4 separate regions of the Mus musculus genome follow, and regions 2, 3 and 4 are each linked to region 1. The links are chromatin loops, found by intact Hi-C in ENCODE. Cell type or tissue: heart. All regions are shown on one strand. Links, peaks and the distances in the headings refer to the core of each region. The heading gives the core; the rest is flanking DNA. Region 1 has its middle 33 kb from the start of Gm51480. Region 2 holds the start of AI987944 (expressed sequence AI987944). Region 3 holds the start of Zfp141 (zinc finger protein 141). Region 4 overlaps AI987944 (expressed sequence AI987944).

The links. Hi-C counts contacts between places; a loop is a spot of excess contacts. Peaks named below come from ENCODE experiments on the same cell type or tissue, not always from the same donor. Only the 100,000 strongest peaks of a DNase experiment are listed, where the experiment ranks them.
Region 2: it touches region 1 in a loop (7-fold over the local background); 7 of 42 quality-filtered maps call a loop at or near these places.
Region 3: it touches region 1 in a loop (13-fold over the local background); 11 of 42 quality-filtered maps call a loop at or near these places.
Region 4: it touches region 1 in a loop (2.7-fold over the local background); 7 of 42 quality-filtered maps call a loop at or near these places.

Annotation. Positions count from the first base shown.
Region 1 is chr7:41,595,516-41,603,541 of GRCm38, forward strand. No RefSeq gene overlaps it. Among named protein-coding and RNA genes, the nearest start is that of Gm51480, 33 kb to the right of the region's middle. In heart, for the core only: a CTCF peak has its summit at 3,813; a DNase peak (open chromatin) is centred at 3,726; H3K4me3 peaks cover 1,779 bases; H3K27ac peaks cover 1,099 bases.
Region 2 is chr7:41,389,791-41,397,816 of GRCm38, forward strand. It overlaps AI987944 (expressed sequence AI987944), which reads right to left and starts at 3,589. Exons shown (of 5, transcript NM_001199330.1): 1 at 3,437-3,589. Gm17102 (predicted gene 17102) reads left to right here and starts at 3,908. Exons shown (of 2, transcript NR_166533.1): 1 at 3,908-4,230; 2 at 7,075-7,663. In heart, for the core only: a CTCF peak has its summit at 3,659; a DNase peak (open chromatin) is centred at 3,641; H3K4me3 peaks cover 1,773 bases; H3K27ac peaks cover 1,246 bases.
Region 3 is chr7:42,501,511-42,509,536 of GRCm38, forward strand. Zfp141 (zinc finger protein 141) reads right to left here and starts at 4,243. Exons shown (of 7, transcript NM_001309388.1): 1 at 4,100-4,243. It overlaps Gm35353 (a long non-coding RNA gene), which reads left to right and starts at 4,317. Exons shown (of 3, transcript XR_391403.4): 1 at 4,317-5,283; 2 at 6,084-6,187; 3 at 7,278-8,026. In heart, for the core only: a CTCF peak has its summit at 4,181; a DNase peak (open chromatin) is centred at 4,211; H3K4me3 peaks cover 1,243 bases; H3K27ac peaks cover 1,079 bases.
Region 4 is chr7:41,380,554-41,388,579 of GRCm38, forward strand. AI987944 (expressed sequence AI987944) reads right to left here. Exons shown (of 5, transcript NM_001199330.1): 2 at 7,555-7,702. Among named protein-coding and RNA genes, the nearest start is that of AI987944, 8.8 kb to the right of the region's middle. In heart, for the core only: no CTCF peak of the experiment used is centred there; no DNase peak of the experiment used is centred there.

The DNA.
Region 1 (8,026 bases), core at 1,585-6,584:
AAAGAAAGAAAGAAAGAAAGAAAGAAAGAAAAGGAAGGAAGGAAGGAAGGAAGGAAGGAAGGAAGGAAGGAAGGAAGAAAGCAAGGAAGGAAAGCTTGCATCAGCAATAGTGTCAGAGTTTGGTGCCCACCCATGGGATAAATCCCTAGTTAGGTTAGTCACTGGGTGGCCTTTCCTTCAGTCTCTGCTCCATTTTTTTGTCCCTACATTTCTTTTAGACAGGAACAATTCTGGGTCAAAAAAATTAAAAGTAGGTTGGTGACCCCGTCCCTCCAAGAGGGCCCTGTATATCTACTAGAGATGGTCTCTTCAGGTTCCATCTCCCCATTCTTGAGCATTTTGGGTAAGGTCACCTGCATCGAGCCCTGGGAGCCTCTCACCTCCCAGGTCTCTGGGATTTTCAAGTTGTTCTCCCCACACCACCCAACCAAACTACCCACCCTCTGGCAGCTTCATATTTCCATTCTTTCTCCTGTCTCTGCCCATACCTGATCCTTCCCCCACTTTTCCCTCCATCTCTCCACCTACCATTCTTCCTCCCTCTGCTTCCCATGACTGATTATTTTATTCCCCTTCTAAATGGGGTTGAAGCACTTATTGTTTAACTTCTTAGGGTCTGTGGGCATATCATGGGTACACTGGACTTTTTGGCCCTGGCATATAATGTAGTGGAGACTACCTCATCCAGCTTCAGTGGGAAAGGATATGGCTAACCCTGTAGAGACTTGATGCTCCAGGGGTAGGTTATGCCTGGGGTAGAGGGTGGGAAACCCATTCAGAGGTGAGGGGAGAGGGAAAGAAGTCTAGGAGGGGGAACCTGAAGGAGGGGCATGTGGGATGTAACTAATAAAATAATTAATTAAAAAGCACAAAGCTTGCAAACAACAATAACACACCCAAATTAATCAAAATATGAACCTATTTACAATTAAAATTTGCATTTAAAATGGTTGTGTAGAGGTTCACAATAAATTTTATACTTTGTCTTAAACATATTTCATACATTTAACTTTCAGCAAAATGAAAATAAGCATTCCTAATAGTTGAGATAGTGTCCTGAAAAGGGTAAAGGGAAATAGTCAGAAAATAGAAAACCACAAGAAGAGGGTACCTGGGTGCAGCTGAAGCTGCAGCCTGTTCCTCCCAGAGAGGAACACTTTGACAACCCATGGGAAAGATCCTGAGCTGCCTGATTGTAGTCCTGATGAATCAGGGCTTAATGTTCAAAAGAAATAAAAGAGTGTGAAAGAGAAATCAAATAAACAACAACAGAAAAAAACAAAACAAAACCCCCAAACCATAAATAGATAAATAAAAACCCCAAACAATAAAACCACGAGAAATGGGATTGAACAGAAAATTCTCAGAAGATATACTTTTATTTATTTATTTAGAAATTTTCTTTTCTTTTTATTTATTTTATTATTTATTTATTTATATTAGATATTTTCTTCATTTACATTTCAAATGCTATCCCAAAAGTCCCCCATACCCTCCCCCAGCCTTGCTCCCCAACCCACCCACTCCTGCTTCCTGGCCCTGGCATTCCCTTGTACTGGGGCATATGATCTATGCAAGACCAAGGGCCTCTCCTCCCTCTGATGGCCTACTAGGCCATCCTCTGCTACATATGCAACTAGAGACACAGCTCTTGGGGGTGGGGTACTTGTTAGTTCATATCCTTGTTCCTCCTATAGGGTTGCAGACCCCTTTAGCTCCTTGGGTACTTTCTCTAGCTCCTTCATTGGGGGCCCTGTATTCTATCCAATAGATGACTGTGAGCATCCACTTCTGTATTTGCCAGGCATTGGCATAGACTCACACAAGAGAGCTATGTCAGGGTCCTGTCAGCAAAATCTTTCTGGCATATGTAATAGTGTCTGGGTTTGGTGGTTGTATATGGGATGGATTCCCGGGCGGGGTAGTCTCTGGATTGTCTTTCCTTCCATCTTAGCTCTGAACTTTGTCTCTGTAACTCCTTCTGTGGGTACTTTGTTTCCCATTCTAAGAAGGAACAAAGTATCCACACTTTGGTTTTCCTTCTTCTTGAGTTTCATGTGTTTTGCAAATTGTATCTTGGATATTCTAAGTTTTTGGGCTAATATCTGCTTATCAGTGAGTGCATACCATGTGTGTTCTTTTGTGATTGGGTTATCTCACTCAGGATGATATCCTCCAGATGCATCCATTTGCCTAAGAATTTCATGAATTCATTCTTTTTAATAGCTGAGTAGTACTCCATTGTGTAAATGTACCACATTTTCTGTATCCATTCCTCTGTTGATGGACATCTAGATTCTTTCCAGCCTCTGGCTATTATAAATAAGGCTGCTATGAACATAGTGGAGCATGTGTCCTCATTACAAGTTGGAACATCTTCTGGGTATATGCCCAAGAGAGGCATTGCTAGATCTTCCGGTAGTACTATGTCCAATTTTCGGAGGAACCACCAAACTGATTTCCAGAGTGGTTCCTCCACCCTGCATTCTGTTCTCAGTGGGAAGATCTAGACCATCTGTGAACTGGCCACGATGACACATTGCTGTGTAATCCTAGCATTTGAATAGTATAGACAAGAAGATCAGAGTTAAATTCAAGGCCAGCTTGGCCTAAATAGTTCTAGACCATCCAGGGCTAGAGTGCAAATACTTACCCTATGTGTAGACACCTCACATTATCCTTGGCTTTAGTCTCATATTCTACATTAGGTTTACTGATTTATTTACAGTGCTGGATGCATTCCCTATTTTATTGTCTCTCCCCATTTACCATTATTTCTAATGTACACCTAGTTCTGCAATTGTTTTTATTATGCAACTTAAAAAGGAAAGTTTACTTCTCAGCAAGAAGAGAGCTCTGTTCTCTGGGGATCATGAGATTCCTCCAGCCAGAAGCACATGATGGTTCATCTCATATTTTCTCTTTTAATCTTCCATATGGCTTTCCTTTCATGTTTCCTGATAATCCTTCCTAGTTTTCAATCTTTGAAAAATGAGAAAAGGTCAGGTGTGGTGGTAAACAACTTTAATCTTAGCACTCAGAAGACAGAGGCCATGAGATGTCTGAGAGTGCAAAGCCAGAATGATCTCCATGGCTAGTTCCAAGCCTGTCACGCCAACAAAGTGAGACAATCTCAAAAATAAATAATTGAGAACCCTTTTAAGGTCGGGTGAAAATAAAGGGAAAAGGCAAAGAAAAGGAGAGACATTGGCCAAGAGCAGTTGCTTCCATTTACAGCACCCAGACAAGGACTCAAAATCATCTGTAGCTCCAATCCCAGGGGGTCCTACCCTTTCTTCTGACCTCCACAACCACTAGGCATGCACGGGGGGCATGATTATACATGCAGGCAAAATATATGAAATAAGTCTAATAAAAATTTAAAAATCACTAGAAAAGGTATTTTTATGAGGATACAATTTCAGACTCCTAGAAGTAGTTACAAATACTGGTAGGCAACAACTCCCGTGGCCACGTGAGACAGCCTTGGGCTTTCAGTACATCACCTTCCACCAGTCTTGCCCGGTTGTAAGGAACTGAGGCACTTTGATGATGGCTTCCTTATCACTGGAGCGTGAGTGCGGCCCTGGTACTTTCTGAAGGAGCAAGAACCACTAGATGAGCCATAGTAAGTATTGGCAAGATTTACCTCTGCCAGTGGTAGCGCGCACGCGCGCCGTCCCCCAAGTGGGAGGCGTGTAAGCCGTGATAACCATTACAAAACAACCGGAAGTGACCTAGGGGCGCGCAACTTCTTGGATCCAGATGTAGTTTCCTGCTAGGACCGCTTGTGCTTGGAGGCTGGACCGTTGGGGTTGTGCATGTCTGCGGGTGGACTTGGTGCCCCACGTGCTTTGTGCCGGGCTCTGTGAGTTGCAGCGTGAGGTGAGTGACCGTCAGGCTGGCAGGACACCGGGCTGTCGCGCCGCGGTTTGTGCTGCCTGATGGCTGCAGGTGGGCATCAGCCCTGTTTTCGTTCTTCTCTTGCGGGGTTTTCGCTTCTGTTTTGTCACTTACCGATATGCTCTGCTGTGGGATTTTGCCACATCGTTCGAGAACGTTGTGTGTTCAGGGACACAGTTTGGGCAGGAGTCAGTGCATGGGCGCTGCAGGATCCGAGCCTAAGATCAATGTGCTGTGCTTGTTGAGGGCGACCGCGCTGCTTTCTGGTCCCTTAGTGTTTGAGTAGCTGGTAAGTGGTCTGTGAGAGGAGAAAAACTCCAAGGAGTAAGAGAAAACGGGAAAATGAATTTATGTACATTTTGGCCCAAACTGGGACCAAACGTATTTATGTCGCCCTACGCAGTAGTAGCAATTGCTTTTATTGAGTAGAGGGAACTGTATGAAAGCCAGGGAATAGGGGTAAGCTGTTTAGTGTGGTCCCAGTCATCCAAGCAGGGATTTAAGCCTTAGTTTCACCCCAGACACCAGGTGTTCTGATCATTTCCTCCCCGTGTTATATTTTCTATATGGAGCTGGAGCTGAAAACAGAAAAGGAATTTAAAAACAAAAAACAAACAAACAAAAGAACTAAACCGAATTCAATTTCTATTGTCAGTTTACATAACTATTGGGGTCCATATGTGTGGCTAAGTTGGAGGCTGGCCTGTGCTAGGAGCAGAAAGGTGTGCTCTAAAGAGGTTTTAGGTCAGAAGCCTAGTTTTCTGCATCCAAACAGTCAAGGGCCAGCCTCAACCAGTAGCCTCCTGTAGAGACCAGTGAGGTGAAAAGCAGAAAGCGGAGGGACTGAGATGTGGATGAGCACTGTTGGGTTCCCACTATCCACATTCACACTGTGGCTTTGAGCTGCCAGGAAATGCAGTTCCTAGGAATCCACTGCTCCCCCTCTGGCCTCCTGGTGCACACACAGACAGCCAACAATCCCTATAATTTTTTCCTTTTCCTTTTCCTTTTCCTTTTCCTTTTCCTTTTCCTTTTCCTTTTCCTTTTTCTTTTTAAAAAAAATTTTTGAATAGAAAGAATAGGCCTTTGACAAAATTCTTTTTCCCCAGTGAGCTACTTTCTCCACCTAACCCCCCTCACACACACATCATTTGGTAAAAAAAGAAAAGAGAACCAGAGGGTGAGACTCCACACATTGGTTACATTAAGCAGAAGAATAGTTAAAGTGACCTAGTGATCCCATGTCTGTCTCTAGTGCACAGATTTAAGGTTAAGTTTAGAAATCAAGCTTTATGTATTAAAGTAGTGCTGCAGGTTGTGGTGGCACACGACTGTCCTGTAATCTTAGCACTCTACACTCGGAGGCTGCAGGATGACTGCATTATGGAGGCTGGGCTGGGCATGAAGTAGGCTAGGAGTCAGCAGTGTAGAAGTAAGAGCCAAAGTGTAGAAGACATGCATAATGCTTTTTAGAAAAAGCAGATTTGTGTGTGTGTTTCATTTTCAAGGTTTGTTTTTATTTTACATATATGAATGAGTATTTGACTGGTTGTATATAGGTACACCAAGTGTGTGCCTAATGCCCAGAGAAGCCAGAAGAGATCTGAGACCCTGGAATGTGGAGGAGGTTGTGAGCCCCATGTGGGTACTGAACCTGGGACCTCTGCAAGGTCACCAAGTGCTCATAATCTCTGAGCCATCGTTTATGACTTTTTTTTTTTTTGTTCTCTTACTACAACAATTTTGCCAAGCATATGACGAGATAGACAGCATTTAGTTCAAGCCTGGTAGGGCACAAGTTTGTCAGATTCTATATTGCTTGCCAGCCTCCTGGAGAACATGGCCACTCAGAGACATGTGTCTTTGACATGTATTGTCCTTGATTTTAAACGTTGTTGAGGGTTAGTCTTATGCACTGTGTATTCAGATGCTGATTTCTGTGCCCAGAGATCTGCTTATACCCCAGCCATAGGCAATGTCATGAGGCAAGGGTACAAGAGAAGAAGGCCATGAGGTAGAGGAAGAAGGAGATTGTTGCTATGAGGTCAGGCATGAGGAGGCTTCACGAACAAGGGGGTTCTCCATGTGCACCGCTAGCTACACCAAGGAGCCCAGGAGAGACTAAATGTAAGTAACTCGGAGTGTGTGGCTGGGAAGTAGAGTAGCTAGGTAGCATCAAGGCTTAAAAGTTTTGCTCAGCTATTCTGATTAAAGCTTAATGACTAAATCAGTAGATCTGTGTCTCAATTAGTTGGGAGCAAGGCAGGTTAGGAAAACTGCCACTTTTAAATTTAATCATATGAACCGTCTTTGGTTTTGAAACTTACAGTGACAACATGGTATGTGGTATGTGGTGCTTTCTGTGCACGGCCCAAGCCGACTGTTCACCTAACCTCAGTGAGTATGATGTCCATTCTTTGGGTGTAGAGTTGACGTGGTAGAGTCAGAGAGGAGGTGATACCATACATCTAATAATGGTGCTATTCAGTTTTCAGATGTCTTTTTAGTAGCTATTATTTTATATTCAGTTACCCAAGAAATTACTGTGACCCAAAATCTGAGTTAATACGGGTTTACTTTCTTCCCTTCACTCTGAGTAAAGAGAACCCTAGCACTGCACGAATACTCTTGTTATTATAGTTCTGCCTAAATCTCTAAAGTGCTGTGTTTTTGTTTTTTGTTTTTTTTAAAAGATTTATTTATTATATGTAAGTACACTGTAGCTGTCTTCAGACACTCTAGAAGAGGGCATCAGATCTCATTACAGATGGTTGTGAGCCACCATGTGCTTGCTGGGATTTGAACTCAGGACCTTTGGAAGAGCAGTCGGTGCTCTTAACCACTGAGCCATCTCGCCAGCCCTGGTTTTGTTTTGCTTTGTTTTGTTTTGTTTTGTTTTTTGCCTACACAGAGGTCATTTTCGTTTGTTTTTTCTTCCTTCCTCCTTCTGTGGGCTGCTATCTGTTCTTTTCTGACAGGCTCTTGGGGTGCAAAGCTGGATGTTTGTGTAGAGACTTACTCCTTTATGTTGGGTGTGCTTCCTATGAGACAATGCTGGAATAGTTTGTCTTTAAGTCTCTTTAGGGCCTTTCAAAGTTAAGTTTCCACTTTCATTTCTAACTTGGGGAATTGATTATATACTGGAATAGTAATAATTTCTTAACATTCTATGGGTCTCTATCATTTGTAGTAATTTAAAACTTTTCAGTTTTCTGCGTCTTAGGGGTTGATGGGAGAAGGAGACATTTCAGGTTGAAGTATGCCCTTGCAGGCAGCAGGGAGGTTCAGCCTCCTTGAACCGAACATCGAACAGGCACACAAAAGCATATTGACAGATTGCTAAAGAAATTTTTTTTTTTTAATTTGGTGAAACAAGTTCTTCATACGAAATCCCATAATATAATCTATATGTTTCCTGAAGGAAAACATCACAGCTCTGAAACTTGTGTACGGTTCCAGGTGTGCCCGGAGTGTCTTGTTACCAAGTTATGCAAAGGCTGTTAAGGTTTTCCAGAAAGACAACTCTATAGACAACAGAAAACAACCAGTGTTTTCTACAGTGATTTCTTTAAGGTCAAAGTACGTACAACTTTCATTCCGATATCTATTCTAGAGATAGTGAAAAGCCTCTATTTCATCATAACGATTACTTTAGATATAATAATCCTACTAGAATTCCTACTATAAAAAATGAACTTTAAATCTCACCGTGCGTCCTGCATTCTGCAGACTGAGCTGTGTCGCATGCACCCTTGATCCTCTGAGAAGCCTTGCCTCAGTGGATGTCAGAGACAAGCAATTAGGAAAGCTTGAGCGCCCCCTTTAAACATTAGGGGAGTGGTTAAACAGTTACCATCCAATCTCTACAGGAGATGAAGGCAAACTAAGTGAGTGTGGTGTCTGGATGATGTGCCAAGTCACTTCTCAGTGTTGTGCAGTGCATTCGTGGTGCAATTGAATTAACAAAGCCCTGTGTTGGAAAGAGGACTTAAACATGAGTTTTTTATCTTTTTATAGATGTTAAAGTGACACCAAGGACAGTGCTGTTGGCGGATGGAGGTTGACCGTCTACCTTAACAGCAAAAGTATTTTACAATACAGAGAGCTCATGTTTTGGTATGAA
Region 2 (8,026 bases), core at 967-5,966, 210 kb before region 1:
GATGCTCCACCAAGAATGGTGCTCTCTCATACCACAGTAAAAAATCCTTCTAATGTGTGCATCTCTATTCATCTCACTGACTCCTTCTTACTCTTTATGGTTTTTTTTTCTTTTTCTTTTTTCTTTCTTTTTTTTTTTTTTTTTTTGGTTTTTCCGAGACAGGGTTTCTCTGTGTAGCCCTGGCTGTCCTGGAACTCACTCTGTAGACCAGACTGGCCTTGAACTCAGAAATCTGTCTGCCTCTGCCTCCTGAGTGCTGGGATTAAAAGCGTGTGCCACCACGCCCGGCTATGTTTTTTTCTTATCAATCCTAATTACACCTTTGCCAACTGGTTACTTACTCTGACTCTTAACCTATGGGTGACTTTATTAAATCCTGTTTACAAAATTCAAGCAGGAAGTTCATAGATTAAAGGTGTGGGCTAAAGTTGAGCCACAGCATAATTAAAAATAGGTTTTCCAGTGAATAACATGGGGTTCACAGTGAGAACAAATATCCTGCAACACAGAGTCATTTATTATTATTATTCTTTTTTTTTTCTCGATACAAAATGAAGAAGTTTATTTTCTGGCATGTTGTTGTTGATCTTCAATTAGTCCCTCAAGTGACTAGAAGGTGACCCTGAATGGCCATTACAAGCAGTTTTATACTTTCTAGGGGCACAGGTTACATCAGCAAGGTTACAGTTCAAACTTATTGCCTAAGCATATTGACCATTAAATCTATTGGCTAGCAAGCATGACATACATTTGAACTCTACCTGGGACTTTCCAGAGGGTACTATCATTCAGTACATTCTGAGAATTTTTTACTCAAGAATATTCCTGTGGGTGGAGAATGGAACTTGGCCTAGCCTTGACCCCAGGCGGGAGAGGGAAGCTGTAAGGAGGGTGTGGGAATAGAAAAAGCCCTTAGGGTCCCTCATTCTCCCTTTTTTCTTGTACAAGCTCCAATACTGGAGCTAAATTCAGTGGTCTGGGGTAAGTAATTCATATTCTTCAGGTCCTGTCCTCAGGGTCTCATATTGTTGGCACAGGACCATCAGCTGCACTGTTCCTATTCTCTTTTATGAAGGCTGTAAGATTGTTCAATATGCAGGGTACACATGTCAATAGCAAGAGAACAATTAGGGGTCCTAACAAGGTGGATATGAGGGTGGTTTACCAAGATGAGGAGTTAAACCAAGACTCAAATCAGCCCTGACAGGGTTCTAAGTGGAAGGCCCCAGAGGATGAGAAAGATAGGAAATGTAGAAAGTAGAAAAGATAAAAGCTGGGGAGGGGAGGTCTTGTGCAAGCTATGTCTTATGCCAAATAGGCATCTTAAGAATAGCATCTTGTGTTCTACTGACCAAAGGCAAATGGAAAGAAATGGGAAATTTCTATGAAGTCAGTAGAAACTACCATACAATGGGACAAACTCAGGGGGACTCTAATAAAATAATACTGTACAAGGGAACACAGGGTATTTCAAGGTCATCACTTAAAGCCTACAGAGGTCTTGGGTCTGATAACCACAACCCCATATGGTGAGAAGTGTTTGGTTCTCAGGATCTGAAGTAACCTTCCCCCAGAGGCTTTGGCCTCAGATCATTACCACCTCTCCCAAGCATGTTCCTTGCTTTAGTAAAGGGACTCTTCCTATAGTGTTACAATCCCCTTCAGCTCCATCAGTCCTTCCCTTAACTCTTCCACTGGGTTCCCATGGCTGGGTCCAATAGAAAGAACAACAATATTAACTAACCAGACCTGTCTTAGTCAGGGTTTCTATTCCTGCACAAACATCATGACCAAGAAGCAAGTTGGGGAGGAAAGGGTTTATTCGGCTTACACTTCCATTCTGCTGTTCATCACCAAAGGAAGTCAGGGCTGGAACTCAAGCAGGTCAGGGAGCAGGAGCTGATGCAGAGGCCATGGAGGGATGTTCTTTACTGGCTTGCTCAGCCTGCTCTCTTACAGAACCAAGACTACCAGCCCAGAGATGGTCCCACCCACAAGGGGCCTTTCCCCCTTGATCACTAATTGAGAAAATGCCTTACAGTTGGATCTCATGGAGGCATTTCCCCAACTGAAGCTCCTTTTTCTGTGATAACTCCAGCTGTGTCAAGTTGACACAAAACTAGCCAGTACAAGACCCATCAGTGCCCCCAGGAACTAAACCACCAACCAAAGAGTATATATGAGTGGGTTCATGGCTCCTGCTACATATGTAGCAGTAGCAGAGGACTGCCTTAACTAACATCAATGGGAGGGGAGGAGCTTGGTCTTGTGGAAGCTTGTTGCCCCCCTGGGGGTAGGGGGGGATGCTAGAAGGGTGAGGCAGGAGTGGGTGAGTGGGTAGGAACCCTCATAGAGGCAAAGGGGAGGGGATGGGATGGAGGTTGTGGAGGGGAGACCAGGAAGGGACAACATTTGAATGTAAATAAGTAAAATAATTACTACTAATAATAAAGACAAAGGAAGAAAAAAAGGAAAAAGAAAAAGAAAAGTTCTATTTTACTCTCAATACATGAGGGCCTACCTGGCTCTGTCAAGCATGTTCCTGGGTTTGAGAAAGAGCTATGCCATTTTCTATACATAAGGGCCTCACAGAAAGCCTTGCTTGATCAAGCCAGTCCTGGACCCAACAGTGTTTTCCCTTTTCAAAGAGTTGCCAGCCGGTGTTCTCCTGCGAATATGGCAGAACTATGCTTTTTCTCAAGAAGAAAACTAGCAGCACTTTGTGATAAACAGCCTTTAATGTTGATTGGGACTCTATAACGCTCCCTTGAGCAGCCAGTTCTTTGCTATGAGGATGGCCCTAGTGGCTGGTTGTCAATCAGAGTAGCCTCCTTTGTTAAGCACTGGAGCACTTTTCTGGACAATCCTAGTGAACAAATATATCTATCCTAGCATCCTGATCTCTAACGGGTCTGGTTAGCACACTACTTATCTGTAGGGTGTCTCAGAGGCATTCCTCCCTCAGCTAAACTCTACTTGCTGTCGCTTAACTATCTCCTAAGCATTGGTAAATCCTTTAACATCATCAATTCTACTCTTCTACACCACAGTTTGATATGGGAGTGCTACCCAACATGAGATGCCTTTTATAACTTCTACAGAATTAACTCCAAATAGGTCTTACAGCTAAATGTTAAATGATGGGGGAGTTAACTTTTAGAAGTAGAGAAACTAGGCCTCTCTGAGTTTGACATCCTGCTAAGGATGTTTCCACACACAAGTCTCTGAGCCAGATGCTTTGAGCAGATGCCGCCCTCATAGTGAAGTTATTCACAGCCCACCGCTGGGTTCAGGGAATGACTAGGACAAAAAGGGAAGTAACAGGTGGTCAGATCTGGCCACACTTACCACCCAGACCCAGGGACAAGCCACCATACCAACTTCTGCTACACAACTGCCTGCTCCTTCCCTCTGTGGGCAGTGGCTCTGCACTCACCATGTCGCGAATTAGCAACTTGCTAGAGCTTCCCTCACAGCACCCAGCAGCAGCGCTTAGAGAAAAACAATCAGAACTTTTCCAGCAGGGTCCGTTATAGAGCTGAAACTGCCGCAAGGAACCCGGAAGGTCCCGCCTTCTCTCCTGACTGACAAATCCACCCCAAGGCTCCGATTGGTCACTAAGTCTTGCGTAACATGAACAGCTCCACCTCAAGGTTCTGATTGGCCATTAAACCTCCCTTAGGGTTAGAATGTGCAGATGGGACTCCGCTTGGTTGCTGGCCTGGTCTTCCACTACAGTATCATTCTTTCTGCAGATACACAGAGATTTGAATTTCAGTAGCGCTTGTGCCTGTTTTCCAAAAGCATACCCGTCTGTCTTCCCATCCAGCTCTGGGGAGAACCCACCGCGTCAGCTCGGGCTGCTCCTCCCCTTTGTAGGAATTGACCCTGCCCTCCCTAGCTCTCTAAATCGGGAAATCTGGAGCTTGCTTGAACTACCTTTGCTTTATTCATTAGGCACTTCCCTTTCTTCCTCCGGAAATGAAGGTGGATATGTAATGGAAATCAAGCTTGCGTATGTAATTGCCAAAATTAGCCTGTAAGCGTTACCGGCCCAGGAGCCAGGTAACTTCTAGCGATTCTGGGAATTGTAGTTTTTTTTTCTAAGTAACCCTCGTGAGAAAGTGCGGTGGCCAAATTGATTATCTGTATAAACCCCTACAATATGTGACCGGGGGCTATTCCGGCTGGGAAATTCTGCGGATATTTCTGACCCAGGTCCATCTCTTGGTCAGTACCTAATATTTAATAAACTGTTGCTTTTAATTTGGACCGAAATGGTGGTGGGGGGGGGGGAGGAGGAGGAGGGGGGGGGGAGGAGGAGGAGGAGGATGAGGAGGAGGGGAGGAGGAGGAGGAGGAGGAGGAGGAGGAGGAGGAGGAGGAGGAGGAGGAGGAGGAGGAGGAGGAGGAGGAGGAGGAGGAGGAGGAGGAAGAGAAAAAGCCCCAAATTCTCTTTTCATCCCGGATAATGGAGGGGTGGGCTGACCCAGCTGTGTCTAGGGTCTCCAGGAAATGCATTCCCTCTGCAGAATCCCAAGGTGAATGGCAGACTCTAAACAGTAAGCTTCCTGTTGGTTCCTGGATTATGGTTAAGAGATACCCTGTCTGATAAACAGGGTGAAATTGATGGGGTTTGTACACCCCATTCGGGCAATTGGGAGACGCCTATTTTTTTATTTTACTTTTTTATTCTTTATTTTTATGTATTTATTTATTGAGTAATTTCTGCGTAGTTGGAAGTTCATCCAAGGCCATCAGTTATTTTCTGATCCGTTATTTGCCTTGGAGCCTTGGAAATGCCATCTACTGACGCTGGGTGACAGAAACTGCAGTGGCCCAGTATGTGGCAACTTCACCTGGGTTCCAACGCCTAGGCTGTTCAACAAAGCAATTTCCAGAGGATACCAGGCAGTCCAGGGATTATACAAGAAATCAGTTGAAACACAATCCTATTGGTAAAATTGTCATAATCAGTCTGGTGAAACCTCTGTGCGACACCAATTCAGTCTTTACTGTTGTCTGTTTTGTGACTTGTCCACATCCGGTCTGTCCTCGTGGGTTACTATTTAGGGGGCGTCTAAATTAAACAAACACACAATATAAGGACTGATGGACCTAGAAGTAGCAAAGACCAATTTTAAATATTGTTGTCTTATATATCAGATCTGTCTTTGTATGATCTGTCTAGTGAAGCTGAGCCTCTGAATTTGTGATGCTCTGACTTGGGATGGTATCCAGGAGCCAAAGACTCTACCTTTCAGTCTACCTACAGTCGCAGGCCCTTCTTTTGCCTGCTCCTACCTCTGTCTAGCTGGCAGGAAAGCTGGGTCGATAAAAATGTAACATCTTAGAACACCAAGCATGGGTAAGGGGGACTTGCGGTTAAAGAATTCACAAGTAACACTTGGGGCCCAATGGATATCTTTGTAATGTCCAGAGCCTCACATAGAAGCCAAGTGCTGCTGGGCTGCCCTACCCCCAACTGCATTGAGCCAGACCCAGCTCCTCTCCAAAATATGGATGAATCTTTGATTTCTCTGCTTGTAAATTTTGTTGTTTTTGTGTAAGGATGCACGTGGCCATTGCATGCTGGTTTCTCATTGGTCTTCAAAGCATGAAAAATGTTGTTTCTCATTCTTGTAGCTAGTTTACTGGGCTCTAGTTTACTCTGGGTTTTCTGGACACAGGACTTCATATAATAGGAATTCAAATACTTCCAGTATATAGTCAACTTCCTTCCCTAACCACCCACCCAAACTCCTCCCAATGTTCCTTTTGCATTTCCCTCTCTCAGCCTGCCTTGTTGGTAGCTGTTGCCATTAACATCTCACTTCTCAAAACCCTTGGGTCCTTACTTATGAGGAAATTACAAAACACTCCTTTCTACAGCCTACCACTCTCCCTATGTCTTGGAGGCTTATGGACAAGTGCTGTAACACCACGCACATGGTATAAGTTACTGGATTCTTTGTAAATGTCACCAAATATGGTAATACTGCCCTGGCTTCTAGATACACTTTACTGACTTTTATTTACTCAGGTGCTTGGGTGCAACAAATTCAATTACTCATAATTAACTTTGCTTAAAAAGGTTAACACAGCTTCTAAACTTTTGTTCTGATACATAATACACAGTGCTAGCAGGGGAGAATCTAGAATCAATATAGATTTCATCATCAGAAACCTCAATTCACAATTTACAAAATTGATTCAACAGAAATTGCAGACACAGAAAAATATACTTTATTTTGGTCATATAAGGTTACATTCTAATATTCCAGGCATTTTGTCTAAGGGAAATACAAGGGAAGTTTGCCCTTACCACTGCCATTTTCTTAGGAATTAATAAACTACAGGAAGCATAAGAATCTCATAAGTGCTTATATCAAAATGCTTCAGTATTTCAATGATATTTTTTACTAACTAAATAGCAGAATCACCTTACAGCTAAAAATATCCTTCATGTGTACTCGTTAATATCAAGTCTTTACTCACTTATGTGTAACTCCTGGAGGGCTACTGTAAATCATATTTGCATGTGGATGTTACTCACATTTCCTGTTTGGGGAAGTTAAAATACGTTCAGGACATCATACCTACTTAATGTTTGCTCATTTTTGCTGTTCTCATATCAGGAGAAGCAGGTAAGGATGTGATCGCCCTTTTACTCAGAAATTTTGCTATTTTAGTTCTCAGTAAAATATTAAAACTGGCAATTCTTCTCTATATACTGCCAAGCTTTTTAAAGAATGTTACCAATAATCTGTTCTAATTGAGCCACATCACAGGCATTTTATATAACTCTTAGCATCAATTGTTTGGGGAAAGATCTAATGGATGACTTAAAAATGCAGGAGAGAGAATAGAGTAGTATGACTTCTCATAATATTCAATCCTCTAGAGCAAGGGCAAGGATAGCCTACTGCTACAAAAAAAAAAAAAAAAACTTTTTTTGTCCTTCTCGAACAAATTAAAAATCACAGTATGTTGGAGAGATGTTATGGCAGGTCATGAGAACTGCCCAGATCCAGGAATTCACTGGATTTAAGATTAGGTTTGTGCTTTTTCTCAGGGTACTGAAATCCCGTTGTGAAAACCTGAATGAGTGACTTGATCTGTGAAAGATGGACCAAGAAAATCCACTATGGATACAACTGCTAAACCTAAGAATAGAAATTGAATGGGGGTGATTGAGTCATGAAGCCATGAACAAGAGACTCTCTACCAAGAGTGAATCAGCTGTAGAAACCAGTGACTGAGAGAAAAGCATTGATAAAATCTCAGAGAGAGGGTTTGACTTCGAGGTTGCTGGTCCTTGCTATGTTTTCTCTTTTGAATGCATATGTTACTACTACTACTCATATTGTTTCCTAGGCAAAGATGGTTTCACAAACACTTGATGAATATATATTCATGCCTTCCATGATGAAAAATTAACTATTAACTAAATTTGCATGAATTATCCTTTATTGCTGCACAAAAGCTAATGAAGGTTTTTCTTAATTGTTTTTGTCTCTAATTGGATTCATAAATGTGGTCCTTATAAATGTCTCTAGAATGTTTTGTTGGTTATACTGGAGAGCATTATAGCCCTGATTGCTTTGATTCTCCATGTATGCTTTAAAGTTTGAATTGCAATGAAATAAAAATATTTCAAAGAAGTGGAACTGTGCTGAATCCTGGAGATGGCCTGGTCTAGTTGGCTTAAGAAGGATGTGCCAGGGCTGGAAAGGTGTCTCAGAAATTGAGAACGCTGACTAGCTCTTCCAGAGGTCCTGAGTTCAATTCCCTGAAGACAGCTAAAATATATGCACATACATAAAATCAATAAATAAGACTTTTTTTAAAAGTATGTGCCATATTATTTTAAGTTTAGGGACAATAGCTCCTGGGGCAAGGTGTCCAGTCAGGTTTCTGACACCTGAAGCAGTACCTCAGTCAACGGAGCATTCAGGCACCTGTGTAACTCTGTATTACCAAAAAAGTCAGCCAAGCATACAGAAGCTTCACAGGACAATTATTTT
Region 3 (8,026 bases), core at 1,379-6,378, 910 kb after region 1:
CACAACACTGAGAAGTGACTTGGCACATCATCCAGACACCACACACACTTAGTTTGCCTTCATTTCCTGTAGAAATTGGATGGTAACTGTTTAACCGCTCCCCTAATGTTTAAAGGGGGGCGCTCAAGCTTTCCTAATCGCTGTCTCTGACATCCACTGAGGCAAGGCTTCTCAGAGGATCAAGGGTGCATGGGACGCAGCTCAGTCTGCAAAATGCAGGATGCATGGTGAGATTTAAAGTTCATTTTTTATAGTAGGAATTCTAGTAGGATTAGTATATCTAAAGTAATCGTTATGATGAAACAGAGGCTTTTCACTATCTCTAGAATAGACATCAGAATGAACAGTTGTATGTACTTTGACCTTAAAGAAATCACTGTAGAAAACACTGGTTGTTTTCTGTTGTCTATAGAGTTGTCTTTCTGGAAAACCTTAACAGCCTTTGCATAACTTTGGTAACAAGACACTCCGGGCACACCTGGAGCCGTACACAAGTTTCAGAGCTGTGATGTTTTCCTTCAGGAAACATATAGATTATATTATGGGCTTTGGTATGAGGAACTTGTTTCACCAAAGAAAAAACAATTTTTGTATAGCAATCTGTCATTATGCTTTTGTGTGCCTGTTCGATGTTCGGTTCAAGGAGGCTGAACCTCCCTGCTGCCTGCAAGGGCATACTTCAACCTGAAATGTCTCCTTCTCCCATCAACCCCTAAGAAGCAGAAAACTGAAAAGTTTTAAATTACTACAAATGATAGAGACCCATAGAATGTTAAAAAATCATTATTATTCGAGTATACAACCAATTCCTCAAGTTAGAAATGAAAGTGGAAACTTTGAAAGGCCCTAAAGAGACTTAAAGACAAACTATTCCAACATTGTCTCATAGAAAGCACACTCAACATAAAGGAGTAAGCCTCTACACAACCGTCCAGCTTTGCACCCCAAGAGCCTGTCAAAAAAGAACAGATAGCAGCCCACAGAAGGAGGAAGGAAGAAAAACCAAATGAAAACGACCTCTGTGCAGGCAAAAAAAAAACAAAAACAAAAACAAAAAAAAACAAAAACAAAAACAAAAACAAAAAAAAAACAAAAACAGCACTTTAGAGATTTAGGCAGAACTATAATGACAAGAGTATTCGTGCAGTGCTAGGCTTCTCCTTACTCAGAGTGAAGGGAAGAAAGTAAACCCGTATTAACTCAGATTTTTGGTCACAGTAATTTCTTGGGTAACTGAATGTAAAATAATAGCTACTAAAAAGACATCTGAAAACTTAATAGCACATTATTAGGTGTATGGTATCACCTCCTCTCTGACTCTACCACGTCAACTCTACACCCGAAGAATGGACATCATACTCACTGAGGTTAGGTGAACAGTCGGCTTGGGCCGTGCACAGAAAGCACCACATACCACATACCATGTTGTCACTGTAAGTTTCAAAACCAAAGACGGTTCATATGATTAAATTTAAAAGTGGCAGTTTTCCTAACCTGCCTTGCTCCCAACTAATTGAGACAGAGATACACTGATTTAGTCAGTAAGCTTTAATCAGAATAGCTGAGCAAAACTTTTAAGCCTTGATGCTACCTAGCTACTCTACTTCCCAGCCACACACACCGAGTTACTTACATTTAGTCTCTCCTTGGCTCCTTGGTGTAGCTAGGGGTGCACATGGAGAACGCACTTGGTGAAGCCTCCTCATGCCTGACCTCATAGCAACAATCCCCTTCTTCCTCTACCTCATGGCCTTCTTCTCTTGTACCCTCACCTGCCTCATGGTGAACTCCTTCTCCCTGCTCTTCTCCCCCGGGACTCCTGGCTGAGACTGGAAGTCTAATCTTCCTCTCTACTCTGCCCAGTCATTTGCTATTCAGTCCATTTGAGTTAATTGGGGAACATTCTTTACATCACATTGATATAGGCGATTCTTCAAAATTCATGACAATGCCCATGTCTGGGCTTTAAGCAGATCTCAGGGCACAGAAGTCAGCATTTGAATACACAGTGCATGAGGCCAACCCTCAACAAATTTTAATTTAAAATCAAGGGCAATACATGTCAAAGACACATGTCTCTGAGTGGCCTTGTTCTCCTGAGCTAATCTATTTTCATTCACAGACATGAGGCTGGCAAGCAATATGAAATTTGACAAACTTGGGCTCTGCGAGGCTTGAACTAAATGCTGCCTATCTCCTTATAATACACCTGACAAAGAGCATTTGGTGATCTTACAGAGGTCCCAGGTTCAGTACCCACATGGGGCTCACAACTCTAATTCCAGGGTCTCAGATCTCCTCTTCTGGCTTCTCTGGGCATTAGGCACACACTTGGTGCACCTATATACAACCAGTCAAATGTTCATATGTGTAAAATAAAAACAAACCTTGAAAATGAAACACACACCCAAATCTGCTTTTACTAAAAAGCATTATGCGTGTCTTCTACACTTTGGCTCTTACTACTACTCTGCTGACTCCTAGCCTACTTCATGCCCAGCCCAGCCTCCATAATGCAGTCATCCTGCAGCCTCCGAGTGTAGAGTGCTAAGATTACAGGACAGTCGTGTGCCACCACAACCTGCAGCACTACTTTAATACATAATGCTTGATTTCTAAACTTAACCTTAAATCTGTGCCCTAGAGACAGACATAGGGTCACTAGGTCACTTTAACTATTCTTCTACTTAATGTAACCAATGTGTGGAGTCTCACCCTCTGGTTTTCTTTTCTTTTTTTACCAAATGGTGTGTGTGGGAGGGGGGGTTAGGTGGAGAAAGTAGCTCACTGGGGAAACAGTTTTTGTTTTTTTGTTTGTTTGTTTTTAAGGGCTATTCTTTCTATAGAAAGAAAGAAAGAAAGAAAGAAAGAGAGAGAGAGAGAGAGAGAGAGAGAGAGAGAAAGAAAGAAAGAAAGAGGAAAAACTTATAGGGATGTGTTGCCTGTCAGTGTGTGCACCAGGAGGCCAGAGGGGAGCAGTGGGTTCCTAGGAACTGCAGTTCCTGGCAGCTCAAAGCCACAGTGTGAATGTGGATAGTGGGAACCCAACAGTGCTCATCCACATCTCAGTCCCTCCGCTTTCTGCTTTTCACCTCACTGGTCTCTACAGGAGGCTACTGGTTGAGGCTGGCCCTTGCCTGTTTGGAAGCAGAAACCTAGGCTTCTGACCTAAAACCTCTTTAGAGCACACCTTTCTTTTTTTTTTTTTTTTAAAGATTTATTTATTATATGTAAGTACACTGTAGCTGTCTTCAGACACTCCAGAAGAGGGAGTCACTTGTTACAGATGGTTGTGAGCCACCATGTGGTTGCTGGGATTTGAACTCCGGACCTTCGGAAGAGCAGTCGGGTACTCTTACCCACTGAGCCATCTCACCAGCCCCCAGAGCACACCTTTCTGCTCCCAGCCACACATATGAACCCCTATAGTTATGTAAACTGACAACAGAAATTGAAAATTGAATTCGGTTTAGGTTTTTGTTTTTGTTTTTTAATCCCTTTTCTGTTTTCAGCTCCAGCTCCATATAGGAAATTTAACACCGGGAGGAAATGATCAGAACACCTGGTGTCTGGGGTGAAACTAAGGCTTAAATCCTAGGTAGGATGCCTGGGACCACACTAAACAATTTACCCCTATTCCCTGGTTTTCATACAGTTCCTTCTATTCAATAAAAGCAATCTATTGCTAATACTGCTTAGACTGACATAGATACTGCGTCCCCAGTTTGGGCGAAAACATACATAAATTCATTTTCCCTTTTTCTCTTACTCCTTGGAGTTTTTCTCCAGTTACCAGCTACGCAAACACAAAGGGACCAGAAAGCAGCGCGGTCGCCCTCACAAGCACCGCACATTGATCGCAGGCTCGGATCCTGCAGCGCCCATGCACTCACTCCTGCCCAAACTGTGTCCCTGAACACACAACGTTCTCGAACGATGTGGCAAAATCCCACAGCAGAGCATATCGGTAAGTGACAAAACAAAAGCGAAAACCCCGCAAGAGAAGAATGAAAACAGGGCTGATGCCCACCTGCAGCCATCAGGCAACACAAACCGCGGCGGGACAGCTCGGTGTCCTGCCAGCCTGACGGTCACTCACCTCACGCTGCAACTCACAGAGCCCGGCACAAAGCACGTGGGGCACCAAGTCCACCCGCAGACATGCACAACCCCAACTGTCCAGACTCCAAGCACAAGCGGTCCGAGCAGGAAACTACATCTGGATCCAAGAAGTTGTGCGCCCCTAGGTCACTTCCGGTTGTTTTGTAATGGTTATCACGGCTTACACGCCTCCCACTTCGGGGACGGCGCGCATGCGCGCTACCACTGGCAGAGATAAATCTTGCCAATACTTACTATGGCTCATCTAGTGGTTCTTGCTCTTTCAGAAAGTACCATGGCTGCACTCACGCTCCAGTGATAAGGAAGCTACCATCAAAGTGCCTCAGTTCCTTATAACCAGGCAAGACTGGTGGAAGGTGATGTATTGAAAGCCCAAGGCTGTCTCACGTGGCCACGGGAGTTGTTGCCTACCAGTATTTGTATCTACTTCTAGGAGTCTAACATTGTATCCTCATAAAAGTATCTTTTCTAGTGATTTTTAAATTTTTATTAGACTTATTTCATATATTTTGCCTGCATGTATAATCATGCCCCCCGTGCATACCTACTGGCTGTGGAGGTCAGAAGAAATGATAGGAACCCCTGGGATTGGAGCTACAGGTGATTTTGAGTCCTCATCTGGGTGCTGTGAATGGAAGCCAGAACATCTGCAAGAATAACAACTGCTCTTGGCCAATGTCTCTCCTTTTCTTTGCCTTTTCTCTTTATTTTCACCCGACCTTAAAAGGGTTCTCATTTATTTTTTTTTGAGATTGTCTCACTTTGTTGGCTTGACAGGCTTGGAACTGGCCATGGAGATCATTCTGGCTTTGCACTCTCAGACATCTCATGGCCTCTGTCTTCTTCTGAGTCCTAGGATTAAAGTTGTTTACCACCACACCTGACCTTTTCTCATTTTTCAAAGATTGAAAACTAGGAAGGATTATCAGGAAACAGGAAAGGGAAGCCATATGGAAGATTAAAAGTGAAAATATGAGATGAACCATCATGTGCTTCTGGCTGGAGGTATCTCATGATCCCCAGAGAATAGAACTCTCTTCTTGCTGAGAAGTAAACTGAACCACAGCTCATTCACCAGGAAAATGGAGCACTTGCCTCATAGATGGTGATGACTTACTAACGAGAGGCAGAAGCTGAAGCTGCACATGCATAAAATCAGAAGTTAGTGTCTATACATGAGAGAGAACATGTTGTGATTGTCTTCCTAATAATCCTCAATTGCCTCATTCATCTTTTCCAATTTATTCCATCTTTCTATAGGTTTCATTTTTGATTACCTAATAAAATTCCATTAAATTTATAATAGAGTTTAATTATACATCTGTCTGTATTGATGAACATATAGACTGATACCTTTTATTTGCTTTTGTGAAAATAGTAGAAAGAATAGTGGTAAACAAGGATATGTTAATATCTCTTTGCTATGATATGGATTCCCAGTGTGTGTGTGTGTGTGTGTGTGTGTGTGTGTGTGTACATATACATATGATTAGCTAGGCCACAGGATAGATCTAGTTTTAGTAATTTTAGAAACCAACACTAAGGGTGCATACTGAATCCCTGTTCTCCAAAATACATCTAAACAACCAAAGAACAACAACAAAAACCCCAAATGATTTTATTAAGATTACCACAATCGAAGTTCTCCTCCAACAGTGAGTAAGGCCTCCCTCATTCACATTTAAGCAGAACTTGTTGTCCTTTTCTTTCTTTTCTTTTTTTTTTTCCTTTTTTTGGTTTTTCCAGGCAGAATTTCTCTGTATAACTCTGGCTGTCCTGGAACTCACACCATAGACCAAGCTGGCCTCGAACTCAGAAATCTGCCTGCCTCTGCCTCCCAAGTGCTGGGATTAAAGGCGTGCGCCACCATTGCCCAGCAGTTTTGGGTTTTTCATTTTGTTTTTCTGTTGTTGTTTATGTGATTTCTCTTTCACACTCTTTTATTTCTTTTGACCATTAAGCCCTGATTCATCGGGACTACAATCAGGCAGCTCAGGATCTTTCCCATGGGTTGTCAAAGTGCTCCTCTCTGGGAGGAACAGGCTGCAGCTTCAGCTGAACCCAGGTACCCTCTTCTTGTGGTTCTCTATTTTCTGACTATTTCCCTTTACCCTTTTCAGGACACTATCTTGACTATTAGGAATGCTCATTTTCATTTTGCTGGAAGTTAAATGTATGAGATATATTCAGTACTGGAAGTGTAAAATTTATTATGATCCTCTACAGAACCATTTCAAGTACAAAATTTAATTGTAAATAAGTTAATTAAGTGATATATATTTTGATAAATTTGGATGTGTTATTGTTGTGTGCAAGGGTTTTTGGGTTTTTATTTTTATTTTATTCATTATTTTATTTATTACATCCCAGATGTTACCCATCCTCCAGGTCCCCCCTCCTAGAATTCTTTCCCCCTTTCCTTCACCTCTGAGAGGGTCTCCCACCCCCTACCCTGGGCATCCCCTATCTACAGGATAAGACACATCCTCTCCCACTGAAGCTGGACAAGGCAGTCCTTGTTACATTATATGCCAGGGCCAGAAAGTACAGAGTACCCATGATACACCCCACAGACCCTAAGAAATTGAACAAGAAGTTCTTCAATCTCACTTAGAAGGGGAACAAATTAATCATGGGAGGCACAGGGAAGAAGAGTGGTAGATGGGAGAGGAGGGAGGGGGAGGAAAAAAAGGGGGGCAGGATCAGGTATGGGGAGAGACAGGAGAGAAGCAAAGAAGACCAGGAAAATGGTTGGAAATGTGCAGCTGCCTGAGGTGGGTGGCTTGGTTGGGTGGTGTGGGAAACCTCTTGAAAGTCCCAGAGACCTGGGAGGTGGGAGGCTCCCAGGACTCATTGTAGGTGACCTTAGCCAAAATGCCCAACACTGGGGAGATAGAACCTGAAGAGACCATCTCTAGTAAATATACAGGGCCCCAGTGGAGGGTTGGGGTCACCAAACCACTTTCAAAATTTTTGGCCCAGAATTATTCCTGTCTAAAAGAAATGGTGGGACAAAAAATGAAGCAGAGACTTAATGAAAGGCCATTCAGTGACTAACCCGATTTGGGATTTATCCCATGGGAGGGCACCAAACTCTGACACTATTGCTGATGCAAGCTTTTTTTTCTTTTTTCTTTTTTTTTTTCTTTTGACAGAATCTCACTATGTAGACAACACGAACTTTGAATTCACAGAGATCCTTCTCCTCTCAAGTATTGGGATTAAAGGAATGTGTCACACTATGCCCGGCTGCAGACTGTTATTGCTTTATAACAAAGTTGATTTTAAAGGGAATGCTTTATATGCTCAATATACACATTAATTCTTTTTTCAGCCACCTTGTCCTTAGCCAGGTGAAGTGACATATGACTTTAGTCCAAAAACTCACTTGGTAGAAACAGGCAAATATCTGTGAGTGTGTGGCCATTTGGGTCTACATAGTGAGTTTCAGGTTTACCTGGTATATAGAGAGAGACTCTCTGTCAAAAAATAAAACAACAAACAGATACCAAGCTCGCCAATGAGTTGCTCATTTACTACACTGCCAACAGCATGCCGGGTTGCATTGTAGAGCCTCATACTTTTGCCATGGTGACATTTGTGGGGCGTTAGTTTGTGAACAACACCCATTCCTCATGTATCTAAATACCACTTTTCTTATACATTCTCCTATATCTGACCAAAGGGAAGACCCCCGTTCTCTTAGGGGCCTAACACAGAAGGCACTGCTCATCTTCCTTGTTTGTCATTTTAAAGAATTACTGCCAAATGATGGAAACGTTTGTTCCCGTTTTTATTTCTGAGTGTACTCTGGATCTATGATTCACAGTCAGGTGTAGTTAACAATGTTTTCTCTCATTCTGTGTGTTGTCTTTTCACTTGAGTAACCATTTCCTTTGTTTTT
Region 4 (8,026 bases), core at 1,434-6,433, 220 kb before region 1:
GATGTTCTGAAATACTGAGAACTAAAGCTATTGATGACATAATAATATATGAAAAAGTTTTTAAAACCCCAAAATGTGTTAACTGTATCAATCATGTGAGTATTAAAACCCCAAACACTGATGACTACAGCAACTGCAAAAAAAGATTTACCAAAAAATGAGGAGAGGCAAGCCTTTAGGTTCAAGAAGAGAAACTTAAACTGTCCCTAAAAGTCCCTAAACTAAGAAAAACTCAAGGAACTCATAATATAATATACACATTTTCAGAGGAAAAAAATTGTGAATGTCTAAACAACAATATCATTATATTATAATTAATAAAATCACACAACATAGATGGCATCACTGATAAAAGGAGACACAAAGATAGACCTATAAATATAGCATAGTCCTTTAAAGAAGAAGGGCAGGAGTATAGTCAAAATAAAAAAATCAAAGAAATCACTGGCCAGCACTCAGTCTGTGTGTGCACTCTGCTTCTTTCCTTTACCAATAACAGAAAATGGATTGAGATTGGAGGGCTATCCCAACTGGAGAGATTCAACTCCAGCATAAACTGGTTCAATATCACAGAAATAGTTTTGACTATTAAAAGCATGTCCTTCTCTTATGATAAAAAAAATGATGTCTTTTCAGATCACTTACAAACCATTTTATTCCCTATGATTGATAATTGGATATAAGTCTACACATGTGTGAGGAAATACAAACTTTTAAAAAGTAAATTCAGCAAGCAGATTTTTATAGAAACACTATGTTTATGTTATATACCTAAATAGTTTGGTTTGCAGTGTTTTAGAAGTCATACATAAACACTTATGAAAGCAAGTCTATCCCAATTTCTATCCTTATATTTGTGTGTGTAAGAAAGAATGTCTCCATTGTGTGTACAGGTGACACACTAGAAAAGGAAGGGTCAGATCTCCTGGAGCAGGAGTAGCAGGTGTTTATAAGCTTCCCAGCTTTGACAATACCCTGAAATAATGGGAAATATGTTGAAGTAACTCTAAAAATATCAGAAGATATAAAAGTCTCTCATGTTCATGAATCAGAAAGATTAACAGAGTAATAAGAGCCATCCAAAACAATCTACAGATTCAGCATAGTCCCATCAAAATTCAAAGAAAATTGTTTATAGACTTTGAAAGAACAATTCCCACCTAGTACATATATTGAAAAGAACTTAAGAAACTAAATGTTCAAAACATAAAAATCTCCTGGCCCAAAACATTCAGGAAATTCAGGACACAATGAAAAGACCAAATCTAAAAATAAGTGGAAAAGAGTAGAACAAAGATGCCTAGCAGAAAGGACAAGGAAACTTCTTCAATAAAGTCATAGAAAAAAAACTTCTCCAACCCAAAGAAAGGGATGGCCATAAATTTTCAAGAAGCCTCTAGAACACCAAATAAATAGGACCAGAAGAGAAAATCCTATCATCACATAATAACCAAAACACTAAGTGCACAGATCATAGAAAGAATATTAAGAGCTGCATGGGAAAAGGGGCAAGTAACATACAAAGATAGACCTATCAGAATTATACCATACTTTTCAACAGAGACACTAAAAGCCTGAAGCGCCTGGTCAGAGGTCATGCAGACCCTAATATCACACAAATGCCAGCCCAGGCTACTATACCCAACAAAACTCTCAATCAACATAGATGGAGAAACCAAAATATTCAAGGAAAAAATCAAGTTCAAACAATATTTATCTACCAATCCAGCCATACAGAGGATTCTAGGTGGAAAACTCCAACACAAGGAGGGTACCTACACCAAAGAAAAGAGAAGATATTATTCATCTCACAACAAAGCCAAAAGGAGAAAACCACATGAAAATAATACCACCCACAAAAACAAACATAACATGAACTAACAGTCATCTGCCTTTAATATCTCTCAATATTAATGGACTCAAAACACCTATAAAAAGACATAAGCTAACAAACTGCACACACAAACAGGATATAGCACTTTGCTGCATACAAGAAACACACCTGAATAACAAAGACAGACATTATCTCAGAGTAAGAGACTGGAAAAAAGTCTTCCAAGAAAATGGTCCCAAGAAACAAGCTGGAGTTGCCATTCTAATATCCAATAAAATAGACTTTCAAACAAAAGTTATCAAGTGTGATGAGGAAGGACAGTTCATATTCACCAAAGGGGAAAATCCAGCAAGAGGAAATCTCAATTCTGAACATCTATGCCCCAAATGCTAGGGCACCCACATTCATAAAACAAACTTTACTAAAGCTCAAAACACACACTGAATTCCACACAATAATTGTGGGAGACTTCAATACCCCACTCTCAACAATGGACAGATTATTGAAACAGAAACTAAACAGAGACATAGTGAAACTAAGAGAGGTTATGAACCAAATGGATCTAACAGATATCTACAGAACATTTTACCCTAAAACAAAATAATACATTTCAGCACATCATGGTACCTTCTCCAAAATCAACAATATAATTGGTCACAAAACAACCCTCAACCCATAAAAGACTGAAATAATCCTATGCATCCTATCCTATCAGATCACCATGGCCTAAGGTTGGTCTTCAATAACAATAAAAACAACAGAAAACCCACATACAGGTGGAAACTGAACATCAGTCTACTCAATGATAACTTGGTCAGGAAAGAAACAAAGAAATAAATTAAAGACTTCCATGAATTTAATGAAAATGTTGATAAAACATACTCAAACTTATGGGACACAATGAAAGCAGTGCTAAGAGAAAAAATCATAGCATGGAGTGCCTTGATAAAGAAACTGGACATCTGAATGACAATAACTTCAATCTCTTAAGAAAGAATTTGAAAATCTCAGAAAATGGAGAGGTCTCCCACGCTCATGGATTGGCAGAATTAACAGAGTAAAAATGGCCATCCTACCAAAGGCAATCTACAGATTCAATGCAATCCCCATTAAAATCAACACAATTCTTCAAAGACATGGAAAGAGCAATTCTCAAATTCACCTGGAAAGGCAAAAAAAAAAAAAAAAAAAAAAAAAAAACCCGGAATAGTGAAAACAATTCTTAACAATAATAGAACAACTGGGGGAATCATCATCCTTAATCTCAAACTGTACTACAGAGCAATAGTGATAAAAACTGCATGGTACTGGTACAGAGACACACATGTTGTCAGTGGAATAGAATTGAAGACCCAGAAATAAAATCACACACTTATGCACACTTGATCTTTGACAAATATATATATATATATATATATATATATATATATATATATACACACACACACACACACACACACACACACACACACACACACAATGGGAAAAAGAAAGAATCTTCAATAAATGGTCCTGGTCTAACTGACTGACTGTATGTAGAAAAACGAAAATACACCCATGTTTGTCAACTAGCAAAAAGCTGAAGCCCAAGCAGATCAAGGACCTCAAAATAAAACTATAAATACTGAATCTAATAAAAGACAAAGTGGGAAAGAGCCTTGAACTTATTGGCACAGGGGTTAATTCCCTAAACAGAACTCCAATGGCTCACTCTCTAAGATCAAGAATTCATAAATGGGACCTAATGAAACTGGAAAGTTTCTGCAAGGCAAAGGCCATATAGGACAAATCAGCAACCTACAGATTGGGGAAAAATCTTCACTAACCCCATATCCGACAGAAGGGTAATATCCAAAATATATAATGAACTCAAGAAGCTAACCACAAAAAAACAAAAAAACAAACAACCCAGTCAAAAAATGGGGTATAGAACTAAACAGAGAATTCTTGAATCTTGAATGTCTGAGAAGCACCTAAAGAAATGTTCAAAGTCCTTAGTGATCAGAGAAATCACTATCAAAACGACCCTGAGATTTTACCTTACACCAATCAGAGTTGCTAAGATCAAAACCTCAGGTAACAACATATGTTGGAAAGAATGTGGAGAAAGAACACTTCTCCATTGCTGGTGGGATTGCAAACCAGTACAACCCACTCTAGAAATCAATCTGGAGGTTCCTCAGAAAACTAGAAATAGATCTACCTGAAGACCCACCTATACCACTCTTTGAAATATCCCCAAAAGATGCCCCACCACGCCACAGGGGCACTTGTTCCACTATGTTCATAGCAGCCTTGTTTGTGATAGCCATTAGCTGGAAACAACCCAGATGTCCCATTACAAAAGAATGGATACAGAAAATGTAGTTCATTTACATAATGGAATACTACTCAGATATGAAGAACAAGGATATCATGAGATTTGCAGGCAAATGTATGGAACTAGAAAATATCATGCAGACCCAAATGGATATGCATGGTATGTACTCACTAGTAAGAGGATATTAGCCCAAAAAAAGTACAGAATACCCAAAATATAGTCCATAGAACTCAAACAGGTCAACAAGATGAATGACCCAAGAGAGGACTCCTTAATCCTACTTGAGAGGGATGGGGTGGGGAAGAGGGGAACATGATCAGGTATTGGGTAAGGGAAAAGGACTGAAGCCCTGAGGGTCAGCAGAAAGAATTGAAACAGGTAACCTCGGGAGGTAGGAGGTGGGGGAACCCTCCAGAATGTACCAGAGACATGGGAGGTGAGAGACTCCCAGGACTCAAAGGGAGGGACCTTAGATGAAATACCCTACAGTAGGGAGAGGGAATGTATAGAGCCCACCTCCAGTAGAAAGACAGGGCATCAAGTGAGGGATGGGATTGCCATCCCACAGTTAAAAGTCTGACCCATAATTGTTCTTGTCTGAAAGAACTGCAGGGATGGAAATGGAGAGGAGCCTGAGGAAAAGAAGGTCCAGTGACAGGCCCAAAAGGGATGGAGCTCAAGGGGAGGCTCCAAGGCCTGACACTATTACTGAGGCTATAGAGTGCTCACAGAAAGGGACCTGTCATGACTACTGTCCGAAAGACCCAACAAGCACCTGAAACAGTCAGATGCAGATATTTGCACCCAACTAATGGACAGAAGCTGCTGATCCCTGTGGTTGAATTAGGGAAAAGTTGGAAGAAGCTAAAGAGGAAGGCGACCCTGTAAGAGGACCAGCAGTCTCAATTTACCTGGACCTCTGAGATCTCTCAGACACTGGACTACCAACCAGGCAGCCTACTCCAGCTGATATGAGGCCCCCAACACATATACAGCACAGCACTGCGGATCTGGGTTCAGTCAGAGAAGATGCATCTAACCCTCAAAAGACTGGAGGCCCCAGGGAGTTTAGAGTTCTGGTAGGGTGGGGGGTAGGGGCTGGGGACATGGGGTGTGGGGAGGGTTGAGGAGGAGGTATGGGATTGGGAACAGCTAGAGGTGGACCAAGAGAAGGATAAAATCTATAGTGTAAAAGGGATAGATTAAATAAAATTTAAAAAAAAGAATAAAAAGTTCAATTTAAAATAAGAGGAATCTCAAATGGCTGAGAAACAGTTAAAGAAATGTTCAACATCCTAATTCATCATGGAAATGGAAATGAAAACTACTTTGAGATTTCATGAGATTATACATGTCAGAATGGATAAGATCAATAACACAAGTGAGAGCTCATGCTGGCAAGGATGTGGAGAAAGGGGAACATTCCTCCTTTGCTGGTGAGAGGGCGAATTAATACAGTCACTATGGAAATCAATATTGTGATTCCTCAGAAAACTGGGAATTGTTCTACTGAAAAATCCACCTATACCACTCTTGGCCATATACCCAAAAACTACTTCATCTTACCAAAAGGACAATGGCTCAACTATGTTCATAGCAGCTTTATTTTTACAGGACAGAAACTGGAAACAAGCTAGATTTCTCTAAACTGAAGAGGGATAAAGAAAACATGGTACATGTACACACTAATGTCATGAAATTTGACGTCATGAAATTTAAAGGAAAATAGATGCCAACTCAAAAACTAAAATCACCCTAAGTGAGGTAACAAAGACCCAGAAATACAAACATGGTATACTTTCCCTTCCAAATGGATGTTGCTTGTTAAATAAATGATAGTTGGGCTACAATACTCAGACCCAGGGAGGATAGGTAAAAAGGAGTGCTCTACGGGGGAGGGGTGTACTGGCTGATTTTATGTCAACTTGACACAAGCTGGAGTTATCACAGAGAAAGGAGCTTCAGGTGAGGAAATGCTTCCATGAGATCCAACTGCAAGGCATTCTCTCAATTAGTGATCAAGGGTGGGAGGGCCTCTTGTGGGTCGTACCATCTCTGGGCTCTGTAAGAAAGGAAGCTGAGCAAGCCAGGGGAAGCAAGCTATAAGAAATATCCCTCCAAGGCCTCTGCATCAGCTCCTGCTTCCTGACCTACTTGAGTTCCAGTCCTGATTTCCTTTGGTGATGAACTGCAATTTGGAAGTGTAAGCTGAATAAACCCTTCCCTCCCCAACGTGCTTGTTGGTCATGATGTTTGTGCAGGAATAGAAACCCTGACTAAGACAGGGGGAAACATGGATCTCTCTCAAAAGGGAAACCAGAATGGATTCTATGGGTGGACTGAGGGTGAATGGGGACAGGAATGGGAGAGATCAGTTAGAGACACGGAGAGAGTGCAGTAAGTGAACAGCTGGATTTTGTGAGCATTTGAGGGTTAGTGTAGAAACTGAATGCACTGGTAACTTCTTGGAATTTATGATGGTAAATAAATAACAAACAAAATAAACTAAAGTAACAAATGGAGTAAGAAAGAAATCAGGCAAAGAACACCCTTCACAATACCCTCAAATAATGTAAAATAGGCTAAAGTAACTCTAAAAAAGCAAGTGAAAGACTTGTATGATTAAAAACTACAAGTCTTTCAAGAAACAAACTGAAGAATTATCAGAAGATGTAAAAATCTCTCATGTCCATGGATCAGTAGGATGAACAGAGTATTAACAGCCATCCTACTCATAACAATCTAGGTTAGGTGTGTTACTGAGGAATCCTAGTAATGAAGAATTTGGAATCTGATCTGGCCATCCTTTGTAGCAAGGCAGGGCTTCAGTGGTGGGACTGGGCTACATTTGGTTGAGTGGTTGGCCAAGGAGGTCCTATGAAGATCTCTAAAGAACCCTGGCTTATGCTAGGACAGAAGGTTGCTCTCTGAAACCTGACAGCAGGACCCTATTGCTCAGGACAACTTTCACACAGCTCACTGAATGCAGAGGATGGTCAAGAGCTTGGTTAAGCAGACTTGGAGCCTTCGTCCTTATATTCTAGTCTCTCTGGGGTGAGAAGGTACCCTACAGGCTTCAGAAATAGAAACCTGTATGCGAACCCAGCTTAAAAAGCCTCTACCTAAACTCTGTCCTGCATGCAAGATGTGCAGAGGCACGGTGGCACCAAATGTATTTGAGTGTCAACCCAATGTTTGATTTTACTTGAGGCTGACTCCACGAGAAAGAATCCATGTCCTATTCTACCTCGAAGGCCAGAGATCTCACAGAGATTTAAATGGTAAGCATGGGGTGTGTATGGGTTTGTACCAGATCATCTTTTGCTCTGTTACAGCTGTTAGCTTGGTGTTTTTCTGGGACTTCTAACAGTGCGAGCAGGTATAGCTCTGTCTGTCTTACCTGCTTCTAAGACTCTTTTCCTCTTATCGGGGTGCCTTGTACAGTGTCAATATGAAGTCTATTGCCTTGTCTTTTTGTATCTTGTTCTTGTTTCCTTGTGCTCTCTTGGAGGCCTGCCCTATTCTGAAATGGAGTTGGAGAAGTAGATCTGAGGAAGAGGAAGACAGGAGAGGTTCAGGTTAGCTGGGGGAAGTGGACACTGGTCAGCATATACTGTATGAGAGAAGAATATATATATATATATATATCAATTAAAAAATTCATTCAATATGCATAGATGAAAATACAAAGAAGGGAAGCAATAATGAACAAAGAAAAGCAAAACAGCCAAGGCAGGGAAAGCATGATTTTGATAGATACAATTTTCATTCCGTTTGTGCAAAGGGTGACCATCACACAGGAATTCATAACAAGCTCATTCATGGGCCCTGTCCAGATCTGTGAAATCAGAGGTTTTGCTCTCAGCAGTGTG